Regions from separate parts of the Mus musculus genome. Here region 1 is linked to region 2. Evidence: chromatin loops called from intact Hi-C (ENCODE). Cell type or tissue: left cerebral cortex. All regions are shown on one strand.

The links. A loop is a pair of places that touch in the nucleus more often than their neighbours do. Peaks named below come from ENCODE experiments on the same cell type or tissue, not always from the same donor. Only the 100,000 strongest peaks of a DNase experiment are listed, where the experiment ranks them.
Region 1: a loop joins it to region 2, with 2.8 times the contacts of the local background. A loop is called at or near these places in 7 of 42 quality-filtered maps.

The regions. Positions count from the first base shown.
Region 1 is chr11:82,382,384-82,390,383 of GRCm38, reverse strand. It overlaps Tmem132e (transmembrane protein 132E), which reads right to left and starts at 1,484. Exons shown (of 9, transcript NM_001304439.1): 1 at 1,271-1,484. The coding sequence starts at 1,337. Gm38577 (a long non-coding RNA gene) reads left to right here and starts at 2,944. Exons shown (of 3, transcript XR_880073.3): 1 at 2,944-3,428; 2 at 7,313-7,589; 3 at 7,829-7,951. In left cerebral cortex, CTCF peaks have their summits at 1,564 (motif pointing left), 2,286 and 3,306; DNase peaks (open chromatin) are centred at 708, 1,593, 2,355, 3,025 and 1 more place; H3K4me3 peaks cover 3,636 bases; H3K27ac peaks cover 861 bases.
Region 2 is chr11:82,251,829-82,259,828 of GRCm38, reverse strand. No RefSeq gene overlaps it. Among named protein-coding and RNA genes, the nearest start is that of Ccl1, 76 kb to the right of the region's middle. In left cerebral cortex, a CTCF peak has its summit at 4,054 (motif pointing left); DNase peaks (open chromatin) are centred at 2,702, 4,078 and 6,235.

The DNA of each region.
Region 1 (8,000 bases), 130 kb before region 2:
CTTGGGCCCTATGATTCCTTGAGACCACTTTCTCTTTACTCTTTCAACCTTGAAAATACACCCTACTCGGGGCGAGGGGCGCGGAGGGGGGTTCGTTGCGGAGCAAAAACGAATTAAGAGACCGTGGGGAGGTTCACAGCACACTCAAATCAGGCTGCCAGGGACTGCACAGATTCGGGCAAAAGCTGACCACTACAAACGGACGGTTCTCTCAAACATCCAGATGGCTCGCTCCACTAAGGCCTTCTCCAATTCTGTCCTTGGCTCACCCTCTCGGGAGTGGGGCATCAGAGTCTTATATCCCTAGCTAGTCCTTTGCTGGTTGGGGAATTGTCCCGGGTCAGCTGGTTTCACTTGGGCGCAGCAGAGGGCCGCTTCCCCGCCGCCCCTGCCCCCTTGCTTCCACAGCTCCCTTTCTCTCGTTTAGGTTTGCGCCCCTCTCCTCCTGGAGCATCTCCAGCTTGCGGAAGCCCGCCGCAGCGCCCTCCTGGCTCATCTTGAGTTCCCACTCTGGGTGGGGGAGGTTGTCCTACTACCCCCTGCCTCCAACCTTCATATCCCCCATCTCACTGCTGGGGCGCACCATCCCCGGGTTCCTCCCTCCGTCACCCCTTTCCGGCAGAGCCCAGAGCCCAGGGCGAGCCTGGGGAGCAGACGCAACAGATTGCAGAACGCTGGAGCGCGGCCCCGCTGCCTTCGCGCGCCGCCAGTCTCCCGGCCCGCGCCCGCTGCCCAGACCCCCGCCCGACTTGCTCTGCGAGCCGGCCGGCCATTGAGATGCTGCTCACAAGCCTCCCGGGCCCCAACCGTGCGCGTCCCTGTCCTAGGCCCGCCGCAGGAAGCCAGACAGCCGGCGGCACGGCCCGCACCCGCCTGCGCGCCGGGCCCGGAAGCCGCGATCTCGCCGGTCCCAGTGGTCCCCAGCCCCTCGCGCTGCATGGGGAGCTGCGGCCGGGTACCCGAGACTCGACCTAGCTGATCTCTCGCACCCCTCTAGATATCCGTGAGCTGACACGCCCCCAGGGTCTCGGGTTTTTCCCTGAATTCTAACTCTGAGACCGAGGAATCTACCCCCCCCCCGCCCCAATCTCCCCTGGACCGACCTCGGTCCCCTCAGCGGACTCCCGCTGCAGCCGGGAACCGTGCTGGTAGCGACGGCGGAGAGTCCAGGGGAACACTGGGATGAGGTGCTCCTTCCTTCGGTTCTCTCTGCGCCCCCTCCAGGGGCGCCCGCCGCATCTTCACCCCGAGTCTGCGCCGCGACACTTACCGTGGGCGAGCAGCACAGAGAGGCAGAGTAGGGCGGCGCCGCGGCGGCCCGACATCCCTGGGGCCATGGCCGAAGCGGGGGCAGGAGGGGTCCGAGGGTGTAGAGATCCACGGCGAATTGGTCTCAGGCTGGGCTCGGTCGCCTCCAACTCACTGGCGCCCAGCTGTGTCTGTTGAGGCTTCGGGGGCCAGAAAGCGCAATTCGGGGACACTTTGAGGGGAGGGGCGTCCCGGGCACCACCGGCTACACCCTCGGAGCCGGCGGGGGCGCAGCTCGGGGCGGGAGGAGTCTCCACCTCCCCGGGCTGGTGCCCCCTGCAGGATCTGCGAGGAGAGGGGGGAGCCGCACGTGCGGTCCCAGGGCCCGGTGGCCACCAACGTCCCGGTGGCTGCCGAGGGCCGCGTGCCGAAGCCCCTGGCCTCGCCGCGCCGCTCAGATCCGTACTCGCTCGTAGGTACAGAACCCCAACGCGAACTCGAATCGCCTCGGTTTCGGTGGTAACCCCACATGCACAGCGCGGCTTTCTTCCTCTCCCAAGCGCCCTGCAGCAGTAGGGAAAATCCCAGGTCGGGAGGAAACGGATGATTTCTTTCGCAAAGAGAGAAAATCCAGGCAACTTTAATCCATCCGGGGAAGGAAAAGTTTCCTTGCAGGGATGAGACAGGCGACGCGGGTCGCCACCACCCTAGGCGACGCCCAGACGAAACGTCTGAGGTGGGGGACCAGATGTTTGTCCCTTCGCAGTGCTCGGTCTTGGACTCCAGCACTCTCTCCAGTCTCGACCGGGGTCTGCGCTAGCACAGGCCAACTCGGCGCCGCCTGGCCAGGCTGGGGTTCGGTGGCTGGAGCAAGGGTGGAGCTCTAGGCACTCGCTGCCCCATGGAGATGAAGCTAGGAGAAGCGAAGGAGCGGAAGCGCCAGCTAAGGCGCCCCAGCTCGAGCCGTTTCTTCCCAGAGCGTCTCCTCCAGTATCCAGCCCGTAAGCGTTGTAGGATGAGAGATGGGGTGGTCAGCCCTCGGCAGCACCGGCTACCCTTTTCTTTCCTCTCCGGTAGGGTGTCGCTGTCTCAGCACAGGGGTACCTTGCCCCGCCTCACACCTCTCCTCGCTTTCCCGGGGGAACCTACACAAACCTTGAACTTTTCCGAGGTTCACAGTCTCCGATCCCTCGTCCTACCCATCACCCCCGCCTTGCCCCTGGACACCCGCTCGCCCGTTGCCTCGGTGCGGCAGGGCACAGGCTGTCGCTCTTTCGGAGTCAGTCTGGGCGAGTAGATCGCCGCTCCAGTCCCAGCTACGGGTGGCAAGAAGCGGGAGCGCGGCCAGTGGGCTAAGGCAACCGCACCTGCGCAGCCCCTGGCCGGAGAGGCAGCAGCGGGTACCTAGGCGGCCTAGAAAAGATAGAGATGCCGATAGGGGTCCAGCTCTCCTTGGACGTGGGGTTGGGGAAGAAGAAGAATCAAGGACCAGAGGAAAAAAAAAAGAGGCGGGGGAGCCACAGTTGACCGAAGCAGTCGCTGCCACCTCCACGGCGCTCCTCGGTAAATGGTTGAAGAAAGACACACACACACACTGATGCTCGCTGCCCTCCTCCTCGGTCCGGCATCCAGCGCCCACCAGGACCGTAGCGGGCGGGCGCCCAGCTTGGCGCGCTCGCTCCCTTTTCCTCCCTCCCCTCCCAGATTCCCCGTGATCACGTGGCCCCGGAGCGCGCAGCCCACGGCTCGCGCGCCACGGAGACTTCCCCCTCCCCCGGCTCCCCTGTCTGTCCACGTGTCCATTCCGCATTCCCAGCCTGGGGGCGCGCGCGGCTCCTTAATGAGAGCCGGCCCAGGGCTGGCCTCGCCGTTCAGTTCTACTCCGCTTTACATTTAATTTTTTTCCCCCTCTGAGATTAAGGTTGGTGCGATCCGAGAGGGGTCGGTCGGCTGCTGCGACTGCGGTTCTCCTGAGCAGACGCCACAGCCGAAGCCGACCGAGGTCCCTTTTCAGGGAATGCCAGCTCCCCGCAGGGTGCCGGAGATGTTTTCGGTGGTTCTATCCGAGGCGCGGGTAGGGGGCAGCCTCCCACAGCCTCTGAGTCCTCCTGGGTCTGCAGGGCACCCGGTGGGAATCAGACAAGCTGCCGCGCCCAGCTCCTCTGGTTGGAGCTCCTCGGGTAAGAGGCAAGGGGCGCCGCTGGAGGCCGAGGAGAGACTTGCCTCTGCCTACAGGTTGTTTTGCAAACCTCTGAAAGGTGTCCGGGCGCGGAGGTGGGTGGGTGGGTGCGAGAAACTGCCCCTCTGTACTCTCACCCAGTCATCAGCTGAAGAGAGGGGGGTGTGAGGCAGACATTCACTCCCACCATCGCGCCTTTTCCATTAGAACGCAACCCAAATCAGACCCGACCGTCAACCGCCAATAGTCAATCAGGCATGAGATCAATGGCAATGATCTGACAGCATTATTGGATGTCACGAGGGAATCCTGAGAGGTCTGATCTCTATCAGTCCTACTCTGGAGGGGCAGTCTCTTGTCCCATGGGCATAGCCCATAGTGAGAGAATAGAACTTGAGAGTCACCCGTTATACCAGATGGAGTATGGGCTAGACAGATCAGAGCAATGGCTGGTGGGACTCTCCGTCTACACTTTATCTGTCATACTCGGGTCTTTTCTAGCCTTCCTGATCCTGTGAGTGTCCTTTTTGGGAAAATGGGTTTGGATGATGACGATAGGAACCTTCCTTGCCCCCCCCCCCCCCAGCTGCTGACTATCCCTGCTTAGGTTTCATATTGGAACCTGCCTAGCTGTTCTTGCTCCTCCCTCATAGCTCAGAGGTTCAGTGGGGAGAGCTAACAGTCTATTGGAGGCCCTGGGGAAAGACTATGCTGTAGTAGTCAAAGAAGATGATTCTCATTAGGTCCCTAATGCCTGGTGGCAATTAATGTCACCTAAGGGCTTATTAACCATCCCAAGGAGAGGCAAGCCAGCTACCAGCTCTCTCTCCTCCACCCCCAATCTGTGATGTTGAGGCATAGAGTACAGGACCCACTAAACACAAGCAGAATCCTTCTGGCCCTGACCACCAGCCCACTGGGGATCCAGAACTTAGGGATGGCTGGATGAAGGAGACAAAGCTGCTTCCTCTAAGATGCTGCCCAGGCTGCCCTTCTCCACAGCTTCTGTAGCTGACTCAAGAGCCAGTTCAGGTGAGGGCCCACCCTACCCTCCTAGCCCTGGCTGGAAGTAGCACACGGTGTTGGGTAGGGTGCTGGTAGGCTGGGCATCATGGAGTTCTGAAGAAACCAACTCAGTTTCCCCTCCTTGCACCCCAACTTCCATAACAGTACTGTGGATGTCTCCAATGCCACAGGTGTCAAGGGAGAATTAGCCCTTGTTCCCATGGATCTTCTGTTCTGGAAGGGAAGGGTAGATGCTAAGCATGTGAACTAGACTCTGGGGACACCTGAGGGTACTGCCATCTTTGTGTGTGTGTGTGTGTTTATGGGATATACACAAGCCTGTGGAAGCTAGAGGTCAAAGTGAACTGTCTTCCTCAATCTCTCTCTACATCATCTTCACCTCCATCATCATCACTACCACCATCATCATCATCGTCGCCGTTGTCTCTCACTGAACTCGAAACTCATTGTTTGGGCTAGACTGACCAGCCAGCCAATTCCAAGGATCTGCACATCTCTGCCTCTTCACCCTGTGGGTTATAGACACACTTCACTATGCCTGATTCTTACATGTTTGACGTTGATGTGAACTAGGGCCCTCATGCTTGTGCTGTAAGCACTTTGCTGACCTCTTGCTAGCCCGTGATCCTGTCATCCTCACAGAGTGGTGGTCTGGACTCCAGCCCTATTCTTTCCATACCTCCCAAGGTGATACGTTCGTCACTAACAATGAAGACTTGCCGTGTCAGCATGCCTGATGACCCAGTCGGTTCCTGGGTTCCACATACTCCTCTCGTCCAACTCAGAGGAGTGAGCCATCTGGAAAGTACAATACCAAAAGAGTCTCAGTTTTACTGTGCAGGGACACCTTACTTTTGTCAGCTGCATTCTGGAGTTCAAGGAAGAAGATAACTGGAGTAAAATGTACTTATCCAGTTGTCCCTAGCCTGACAACTAGGATGTCAGGAGAGAGGATGATCTTCCAGGCCATGTGATAAGCTACCTGTGGTCTCACCAAGAAGTATTGGTCTTGGAGTTCCTGTGAGCCATGCCCTGGGGACCTAGATGGCAGAGGTCAAATGGGGCCTAGGCTGGAGGAAGGGATGTAGGGAGGAACAGAGAGAGGGCTGGCATGCATGGCAGTCTTCTTCCTGTTTTTCCTTTCTGAGTGTCTTTCTGGATGGAGTTTTGTCAATGGCTGGGACCATCTCCTTTGCCAGCTCCTTTGTGATGCTTGGGAGAGAGAAGAAGGAGTAGGGGGAGGGGAGGGAGTGGGGCTCTGCTCCAGCACCTTGCACAGGTGCTCATCAAGACCCAATCCAGAGCCAGTACTGCTTCCTCCCTGTCTGACCAGCCCCTGTGAGAGTGTCCTGGCTTTCAGAATGCCTACCACTAGGAGGAGACAGGCGGGGGGGGGGGGGGGGGCTTCCTGGGACCTCCTGGGGCTTCTCATCAGATTCCCTAAGTTAGCCCTCACTCTTGTAATCACTGCAAACATCACACTATGTTAACTCTGCCATTTTATTAACCACTTTGATTTTGTGAGTGTGTGGTGTATGTATATGTTTAGGATGTACTTACCCCCTACCCACTACTCCTCTCTCTCTCTCTCTCTCTCTCTCTCTCTCTCTCTCTCTCTCTCTCTGTGTGTGTGTGTGTGTGTGTGTGTGTGTGTGTGTGTGTAAGCTGGTTTAGCTATCCAGCTTTGTTTCGTTTTGTTTTTTAATTTGGGAGACAGCGTCTCTCACTGAACCTGGAACTTAACTGTTTCAGCTAGACCAGCAGGGATCCACTTGCCTCCACCCTGCCCAGGTTATAGGTATTCATGGCTACTTCCAGATTTTTACATGGGGATCTGAATTCAGGTCCTCATGTTTGCACAACACTTGAGCCACTGAGCCATCTCCCTAGGCAGGAACAAATCCTTTTTATTGAGTGCTGTGCTCGGGATTGGAATGAATAGGCTGGGCAAGACAAACACCCAGATGGTAGACGTTTGAGAGCCTCCAAACCCTCAGGGAGGCAGTGGCACTGAGCACTAGCATCAGGAGTGCCTCTGAGGTGCTGGCCGCTGGGCTTGGGAATCTGCATGCATTCTGGTGGGTGCTTGCCTCGCCCCTATACTGTTTCCATTTCCAGTGGTGCCTCAGAGACAAGATGTTTCCTGACTGGGTTAGAAACCAACAGCACCAAACCAAATGTGAGATCCAGAGGTCAGATAAGTAGCCACCTGACCATTGCATCCCATTGAGCTCCACAGACAGCCAGCCTCTGTTTATCCCTGGTTGTACTTAATGGCCAGGAGGGTTCTAAGCATACACAGAACTTTCAGCTTAGAGAAGTCATTGGAGCAAAGGATCCAGTACAAGATGTCCAGGAACAAGGGGTCACTGTTTCCTGTACCCCTGTGTTGTCCACAGCAACTCAGCCTGTTGTCCCCTCATCCCACCACAGCACTGACTCACAACTCTGTGCATTCGTTGTGGAGTCTACCCCAAGGTTACTTGTACATAGGGTTATCATCACCATCATCCTGCCTCTGGTCTGCAGGCTCCTCACCTCCCACTGCCTGATGGGATCCTAGCTACAATTCCACAGTCATCACTAATCTCTGTTCCTGAAGACATCAGCAGCTAAAGGCAGAGAGACCTGTTTCCCGTTCTGTAAGGCAAGTTCTGCCTAGTTCCCTCCAATTTCTGTAATAAAATGTCACCGGCTGGGCGAATTAACACATTTACTTCTTCTCTTGCTGAAGGCTGGAAGTCCAATATGAAGGTGTTGGCAGGGTTGCGTCTTTGGAGGGCAGATGGATGTCTTCTGTGTGGTCATATGGCCACTTCTCGGTACTCATGAATCCTTGGTTTCTTTTCTTTTAATAAGGACAATAGTCCTTTGGATGTGAGCCCCACGCCAGCGGCCCCATTTCAATTTAATCACCTGTTCAAACGCCTTGTCTCCAAATACAGCTGCATTCTGTTACTTAGAGGCAAAACTTCAATGTGTCAATTTTAAGAGTTCACAATTTAGCTCCTAACAGCATCTGTAACTCACCATCCACACTGGGGTGTCCCTGAGAGGAAGAGGAATGCTCAGAATAATGATGTCGGAGCAGCAGCCTTACATGAGCAATCGAGGGAAACCAGAACACTGGGCGCGAGTGAGTCTCATCATTCATCTGGTGACTTTGTTTTAAGCCCCAAATCCCTCCTGTGCTCTGAGAATTTTGCCTCTCCCTGCTCAGTTCCCTTCCCTATCTGGTCATCACTAGTAGATGAACCCCACCCCTAACCCCCCAGCAAACATCGTGTCATGTGATCAGCTTAAGACTCTAGATAAGCTATACTAGTGCTCCACCGCAGGACTTGAGTCCCAGCCTTCTTTCTTCCCTTTTTATAGGAAAAAAAAACCCACGGCACACAGAGAGCTAGTGATGGACCTCAAGACCCACAGGCATTTACTTGACAGTCAAGAAGATGACAGACGCTAGAGAAAGTAGCCAAGGAGCTAAAGGGATCTGCAACCCTATAGGTGGAACAACATTATGAACTAACCAGTACCCCGGAGCTCT
Region 2 (8,000 bases):
TTCCACCTCAGTCGCCGATTAGTAGCAGGAACGCGGCTGGCCTAGGGAGCCCCTTGCTAATGCTCCACAGAGATTAGATTAAACTGGAAGCCCCTAGCAGCCCAGGGCAGAGTCCATCCTGCTCACACCAGGGTGGTCCTGACCCTCCCTTGTCAGGGGGCCTTTGCTAGCTAGATGAGCAGCCTGCGTTCCCCCAGTAGTCTAAAGAAACCTGACCTGTCATTCCTGGGCTTTGATGTAAGACTGTTACTTTAGGGTCCGACCAATTCCCTAATAAGGCAAACAAGCCCTCTGTGATTTGGAGCCCTCCTCCCTCTCCAGCCTCCCTTCACATCACCCCTCCTCTTGACCAACCCAACAGAACAGCCTCCATTCTTCTACCACACGATCATGCATGCCACCCTGGGTCACCTGTCACTTCTTCCAGAACGTTCTCACTGGCCCTCCCCTCTCACCACTGCTACCACAATCTGACTTAGGCAGCCTTCCAAGGTTCTTTGTGTACTTTCTCAGGCAGAGCAAATGGCAAGAATACACTGTAATTGCTTGTTTTCTTGTCTCCCCTGATTGTATATTTGAACCGCCTGGGAGACTTTAAAAAGGACAGATACAGATTTGGTTGGCCCAGAGTTGGGTTTGGGCACGCACACATTTACTACCTCCCTCTAGGGGATCCTGAGGCATCCCTGGGATGGAGAACCACTTAAATAAGAAGATAGGGACATTGACTGATCACTGATGCTCTAGGGTCTAGCACATACTGTGCCCTCAGTAAGTAAGGAAAGGACAGGAAATCTGGGGTGAACCTACTCAGTCCCTGGGGCATCCTTCTGTAGCAGACATCGATCTCTCTACTGCACAGTAGAAGGAACCAGGATACACTCCTAGCCTGCAGCTCATGGAGGCGGGAGAAAGAGGAAGAAACCCTATTGTAAAAGAGAATCTTGAGCTCAGAGAAGGTAATTAGCCTAAACATGGTCTCTCAGCAAGGGTGGACAGGACCACTGTCTCACCTAGTCCCTTTTTTTTTTTTTTTTTTTGGTTTTTCAAGACAGGGTTTCTCTGTGTAGCCTTGGCTGTCCTGAAACTCACTTTGTAGACCAGGCTGGCCTCGAACTCAGAAATCCGCCTGTCTCTGCCTCCCAAGTGCTGGGATTAAAGGCGTGCGCCACCACTGCCTGGCTTATCCTAGTCCTTTCTGCAACCCTTTTTTCAGGTCACACACATCCTTCTGTAGCCACCAATCCTGCCAACATAGCCTGGCTCCTTTTCTTTATCCCCTCATTGGACAGTCTGGCCAGCATGGCAGGCAGAGACCACCAGAATCTTCTTCTACCGTCTGACAAGGCAAGGAGGTGCCTCTATAATCAAGAGTGTTCTTTAGTGCAAGATTAGCATAAAGGACCTGTAGGCTAGTTTTCTTGCTGACAGGAGTTCGGGGCAGGAGAGGAAGTGATAAGAGATCAGTTGGGGCTCTGAAGCCATAAGTGACAGAGTGAGTTTCCCTGCCACCTGTCTTCCTGGAAGCACACCTGCAAAGTCAGAGACCCCTGACTCCTGAGGCACCCCCAGAACATAGCATCTGCCAGCAGTCAGAGATGGCATTATGGTGAAGCTGTGCACAGGTGTGGCAGGCAGGGAGAAGAAGACATGTATACTGGGCTTTAGTCACAGGTATTCCTCTGTCTTCTGTGTCTCTATAGAACCAACTACTTGTTCCAGCATTCCCCATGGCCATCTAGCCAGGGGAGCCCATCCAAGGGCAGGAGACTTTATTGGCACATTCTATCCCTTGTGATGGCCATGAAGATGGTAGACTAGGTCTTACATGTTCAGAGGAAACTTTCTGTATAAGCTGCCCTTCAAAACCATGCTTGAAACCCAAGAAGTCTCAGCATATTCAAGAGGCTGGGGAGTTGGCATGGTGTAGTTCAATCTCAGGATGTTTCTTTTGACATCTTCTCCCAATTATGGGAAACTCAAATGCACATTTGGATCACTGTGGTCTTGGTGAGTCTTCCCATTGGTCCATGTTTGGTCCTGTTTTTCTCTTCCTCATTCATGCGTGTTCATGATTTAATTGGTACCTTCAAACCTCCCTGTTACCACAACAGCAGAACCCATGCAATGAAGGTTACTTACCTGCAGGGCTTCCTTCTGCTCATTGCACCTCTCTGCCTTCCCTACCCAAGACAACCATCACCCAGACTCCCTCAACTGCCATTTTCTGGCTTTCTTTTATACACACACTTTGTCTTCATTTTATGTTGCCTAACATTTCCCAGCTTCTTTGACTTGTCGCTGCAAACCCCCAGCTTTTGGAGGCCACTTCCTTAGGAAGACTGCAAATGAGAGATAGTCATTCCATGAATTTTAGCTTCGGCAGAACTCTTATTACTAACATCACTTTGGCCTCCAGCTTCTCCAATGAGGTCGGGGGAGAGAAGAGGAGAGGGGCGGGAAGTTCCTTTTCCAGAGAAAGGTTGTAGTTATGATCCAAGGATTCACAGATTAGTTGAATAGTCCCTCTCCTTTCACCTTTCACTAATCCATACTTCTCAGTTGCTCAAGCCTTGTAAAAACAGCAGGCTCTCCACAGATCACAGCACTGGGGCTTGGGCCCAGCTATTCTTCAGAAGTCCTGGGTCTGAGTGGCCAAGCTCCTTATGTGTGTTCTAGACTATGCCTGTCCTCTGCAGGGAATGGAGTAGGTGTGAGCAAGCTGGTGGTGTGGGCAGGGGACTGGGTATGGCACCTAACACGCCATTACTGGTGTGGGAGAATGGGCCTGGTATGTGGCCAGCCCCAACTCTACTGCCAGTGTGCCATTCCTGGTCACCCCCACAATGCTCATTACAAAGCCCACTCCATACCCCACCCCAACCCCTCAGCATCTCCTCTGGCCAAGAACCAATTTTACCCATGAGTGAGTCTGGGTAATCCTCTTCAGGCCTCCAGTGGGAGTGGGGAGGGATGCACCTAGGCTGAAGTAGGCAAGCCTTTAGAGAACCAGGTCCCCACAGGGAGCCAAGTCACTATCACCTGCTGGAGATATCCCATACTTCCTCTGGTGACCCACCCATCCCTTATTCTCTTCAGGAGGAAGTAGAGGCTTCAGAAAGCTCAAGGTCATGTCCAGGCTGACCCCTTCCCATCACTGTTCTGTAAGTGGGTTTATGCTGGAGCCCTGATATGATCATCTTCCCTGGGCTCCTCCTATTGCTAAGCATAGGGAGTGGATACCATGCTAGAGACACTTCAGGAGGCCCAGGGTCCTGCAGGCCCTCTAAGCTGCAAGGGCACCCAGAGGGAGCCTCGCCCTACAGTTACGGATAGGGGATGGAGGTGAGGCCAGAGAATGCAGCCACTCTGATCAGGAGTTTCCAAACAGGTCAGGTGAGATGCTGTCTTTTGGCAATCTTCCTCCTTTCTTATCCACACCTTCTGTCCAGTTTATATCTCTCCGCTCTGCAGAGAGCAGCTCTGTTCAGAAGCCTCCCTGGGATCCACAAGCCCTCTGATGAATGGCTAGGTTTTGCATTGATGAGTCTCCCTTCGTGGAGTAGTTCTACTTAACTGTGTCACTCAAGCACACGAGGCAAACCTGTCTATCTAGAAAAGGATGCTGATTATAAGATTGGTCTCAGGCTAATTGTGTTGCTCTAGACCACAGACCAGAGCTGCTCGGCACCTGGCACCTGGTAAACAGTTAACAAATTGAGCAGTTATAACTGTCATTGAGCCACTGGGCTCCTATTCATCCATCACCACCCTGTCGGGCATCACCTCTCTGTAAAGCCTCCTTCCCTGATCAGTCTCTGGGGACTCTGACTTCTGCAGCTACATCCTGTGTGTAATTGCTTCCTGCTATGGTTGGCTTGCGTGTTTTGACTCTGCTGATATGTGAGTTTCTAGGGGAATTGACATGGGAGCCGCCCGTGGTGAGGCCAGGGCTGAGCTGCTGGCTGGTGGAAGGAGGATTCTTCTGCTATCTCTAAGTTCCATTATGAAGTCTGTGCTTCAGGAGCTGTGTCCATATCTGGTGGCCTTCACTGCCCTCTCCTGACTACAGAGGGCAGGACAGTTCCTGGGAGGAGTGGGGGTGGGGCAGAGGCAGGCAACTGGCGCTGTTGGCAGAGATGAGTTCCTGTGTGTCTTGGTCTTCATAGCTGGGCCTGTGTGATAAGTGGTAAAGGACCATGTGTGGCCATGGGGAGGGGGTTGACATGGGAACAGGTGAGGAGGAGAAGGATACTGCTTCTTTTGAAGAAGACACTTTACCCTGCAAGGCTCCTGGGAATCCAGCCCCAAGTCTTTATGAACTGTGCTCACCCTGAAAACAGCCTCTGGGGTGAACCCAGAGCCGCCTTCCCCACAGCCTGTTCCACCCACGGGGGCCAAGGCTTGCTCATTTGCTCACAGTTAAACTCCTGGCTTCCTCGGGGACGGTGACAGATTGAGAGAAGATGGTTCCAGCTAAGAGAGTCCTATAATTATCAGCCACGGATTATTTTAATTAAAATGCTTTGCATCCTCAGCTCTTAATTTCTAAAATGATTATAAATGTTATTATTAAAGGAAAATCCTTGAAGTGAGATCCATAAATCTCTGCCTGGGCTGAGATGACAGGGTGAGCTGGTTACAGTAAAGGGGACCCAGCCTGGTGCTAAGACTCTCTGGGGAGGAGGTGAGAAGAGCGAGGGGTGGGCAGAGCCTGAGGAAAGGAGGGGTTTAGGGTTTCCACATGCATCCTGCCCACTCTGCCTAGATCATTAATTGATTGCGACTGAGAGATGGCCCAGACCTGGAATCTGCCTCTGTTTGCTGTGTGACTGAACAAGTCAGGTCACCTCGCTGAGCTCCAAGTTTCTCTGCTTTGAAATGAAAATAGTTGCCATCTGGCTGGACCATTTTAGCACACACTGATAAAGTGTTTAAGTCATTTGTCAGGGGAAGCCATAGTATAGCCATTCCGTCCCATCCCCAAGAGGCCTCGGGAGTCCTCCGGGAGTTCCACAGGCCACACTTCTGGGTTGTCCCTTCCACTCTCCATCCCTGAGATGGTCACTCCAGAGACAAGCTGCTGCCAATCTCAGTCAGGTCCCCAGGGCAACACCTTAGCTTTCAGCAGCCTGCTGCACAGAGGGCAGGCTCTCGACTGCCATTGTGGACTTTGAGGCTCACAGAGGAAGATGTCTAGCCCAAAGTCACGCAGAAAATGTCTTGGCAGGTCCTTTCAGCTCTTGTCGTAGATAGCAGAAGCCTGCTTCTCCTTGTTACACTCTCTTCTACTGACAGAGAATAGATCACCTGAGAGGTGATGCTACTGGCCAGAACACCAAGGGCACAGGAGAGGGTGGGAACAAGGCAGGGTGTGAGTGCTGGATGGTCTGTCAGGACACCCGGCCTCTGGCCCATGCTCTCCTCAGGCTCACATCTATGCTACCTGGAGCTGACCGATCCTTTCCTCTCCCAGATCCTTAGTTTCTCCCCATACTAAGATGGTGATGCACTAGCTACAGCCCTGCTATGCCCTCCACACTGGTTTGAGATCAGCTCTGATGATGGGTCTAAAAGTGCTTTGTAAGCGAGACGACCAAGCTAGGGCCCATTAGGACTGTTAATATTAGTATGCATACTTGGCTACTGGCCACAGAGCAGATGAACAAGGGGTATGGAGAGCAAGGACCGGCTCAAGCTTTTACAGTTTGCAGAAAAAGTCAGGGATGGCAACTCTCCGCGGAATCATTTCCAAGGTACTGCAGGAGGATCCCCTAGGGGCTTCAGCAAAGGAGCAGTATACAGGCAGGCAAGTAGAGGTCAGGATCTCTCTTCTCCCAGCAGGGACAGTAGCAAAACATATTGGCTTTCACAGACAAGGTGGCCTCCTCTATGGGCACAGATAGGAATGAGGGCCTGGGCAGGGCTGATTGCTATAGGACCCATCACAGGCCAAGGCTCACTTTTTCTGCTCTGCACAGCCACTCCACCTGTTGGAAATTAACCCAAGGACTAGCCAGGTAGAAGGGATAAGGCCTGAGGCCAGTTCCCCACCCCTACCCCAGCATTCACCAAGTCTTTCTCCCATATATTACCAGTTTCAAAATAACTGTGTACAGACTTGGTTCGTGTCCTAGGCTAGTCATTCATGCATTCATTCATTCAGACGTCCAGGAGAGCTTCTGAAATTGCTAAGATGTGCTGGGCACTGTGCCAAGCAGCAGCCCCGAGATGAATGAGACCCTGTCCTTGTTGTAAAAAGGCTCAGAGGCTGCTGTGGAGACAGAAGACAGACCTGCAAACAGGCACTGTGTGGCTTGGGGACATTCCAGGGCCTGGATGTGGGGTAGGAGTGGACCTTCAGAGAGAAATCCCTGAAGGAAGCCGAGCTTGAGCTCAGCTGGAGGAAATCTATCTGTCGGCATCCTCAGTACTGAGTTGGTGGGATCATTCTGGCTCTTGTCTGACAGAGAAGGAAGCACTGGGAGAAGGAGAGCCTGAGGTTTGATGGAGCTCTTATCCCAGCGGATCCTACGTGCCCAGGAACCTTCCATACCCTACCTTGAAGGTTAGGAGTTAGGATCTCAAGATGGGATTTGATTCACAAGTCAGCCTCAAATGGGCTGTACTCCCAAGCCCCCTTCCTGAAGAAGAGGACAAGGTTTCCAGGAGACTGTAAGATGATGGTGGTGAATGATGCTCTGGAAGGGGAAGAGCACACTCTCATGACTCAGAGTTTTTAAATTGGTTTTTAAGAGGGGTTTCATGCACCCATTGGGACTGGAGCCTGGGAGCAGAGCTTAGGCTTGTTCAATCACTGGGAGGCTCAGGGATGTTGATGTATGGAACGATTGCACCTTGGACTTTGTACAGGAAGGCCTGCGCACTAGAGGCCCCACTGTGCACATGCAGGCTGAAGTGTACCTCTCACCCTGTGCCCGGCATCTCAGCATCACCGCATCATTTATGCTTCACACCCGAATCCCCTGAGCATCCTGAAGAACCCCCACATCATACCTACTCTGTTCCTGGGCGAGACACTATTGGTGCCTATGTCATAGCTAATATACAAACCTGGATGCTGACTTAGACAAACGCCCATCCAGGCAGATACCTTTGGCTAAGTAGACTTAGATGAGTGCTGGCATAAAGAGTCTGGAAGCTGCACCTGTTAGATGCAAGCTAGGGGCTGATCAGGCCACACCTACCGGCAACAGCCTCCTTCTCACAGCTGCTGTGAAGAAAATGACAAGCCCTTGATGAGAGCCTCTCAGTGAATATGTGACCCTTCAACATACTCCCCAGGTGCACAGATCCCAGGAGAATGGCAAGTAATAGTCTCATTTCTCTAAGGACATCAGAATCTGGGCCATGAAAGGGTTACTGTAAAAAGGGCACCATTCAGCTAGATGTGTGCACTTCCCCACTTCCCCCACCTCTTTGGAGTTTTATGTTCCTTCCCTCAGATTACAGGCAGGGCACATGCTGTGAACTATTCACAGAGCATGAAACTTCCTTCTTCCTCTGGGACCCTTAAGAAGAGACCTACCTAGTTAACTCTGGCTCAGGGGCCAGAGGTCTCTCCTCCAAAGCCCCTGCCATTCTGTTGTCCATCTGTCCACCTGTGGTGTCAGTAACTCTTCTGATAGACCTCCTATCTCAAAGGACAATCCATTCACCCCGTGTCCCCCTCGAACCACAAACCCAGGAACTGTCATCAGCATGTGAGGGAGAGGGAGAGGACATTCTAGGGGCCTCTAGTAGAAAGCATGTTAGCTGCACAGGGAAGGGTGATGGGTCTTGTTTAAGCCTAAACAAAGAGGCAAGGTGGGTTTGGGGAGCCTTGAGAACATCAGTGGCTGAGATCTGAGGTGGGACTAGAAATGCTAAGTCATTGTTACTGGAGCACCAGCTTTAGGTCAGGAGCCAGATGGTCACAGATGGTCCTTCTCCAGTGTCTGGGGCTCCAAGAGTATAGCTAGTGTTGACTTGCCAAGTGT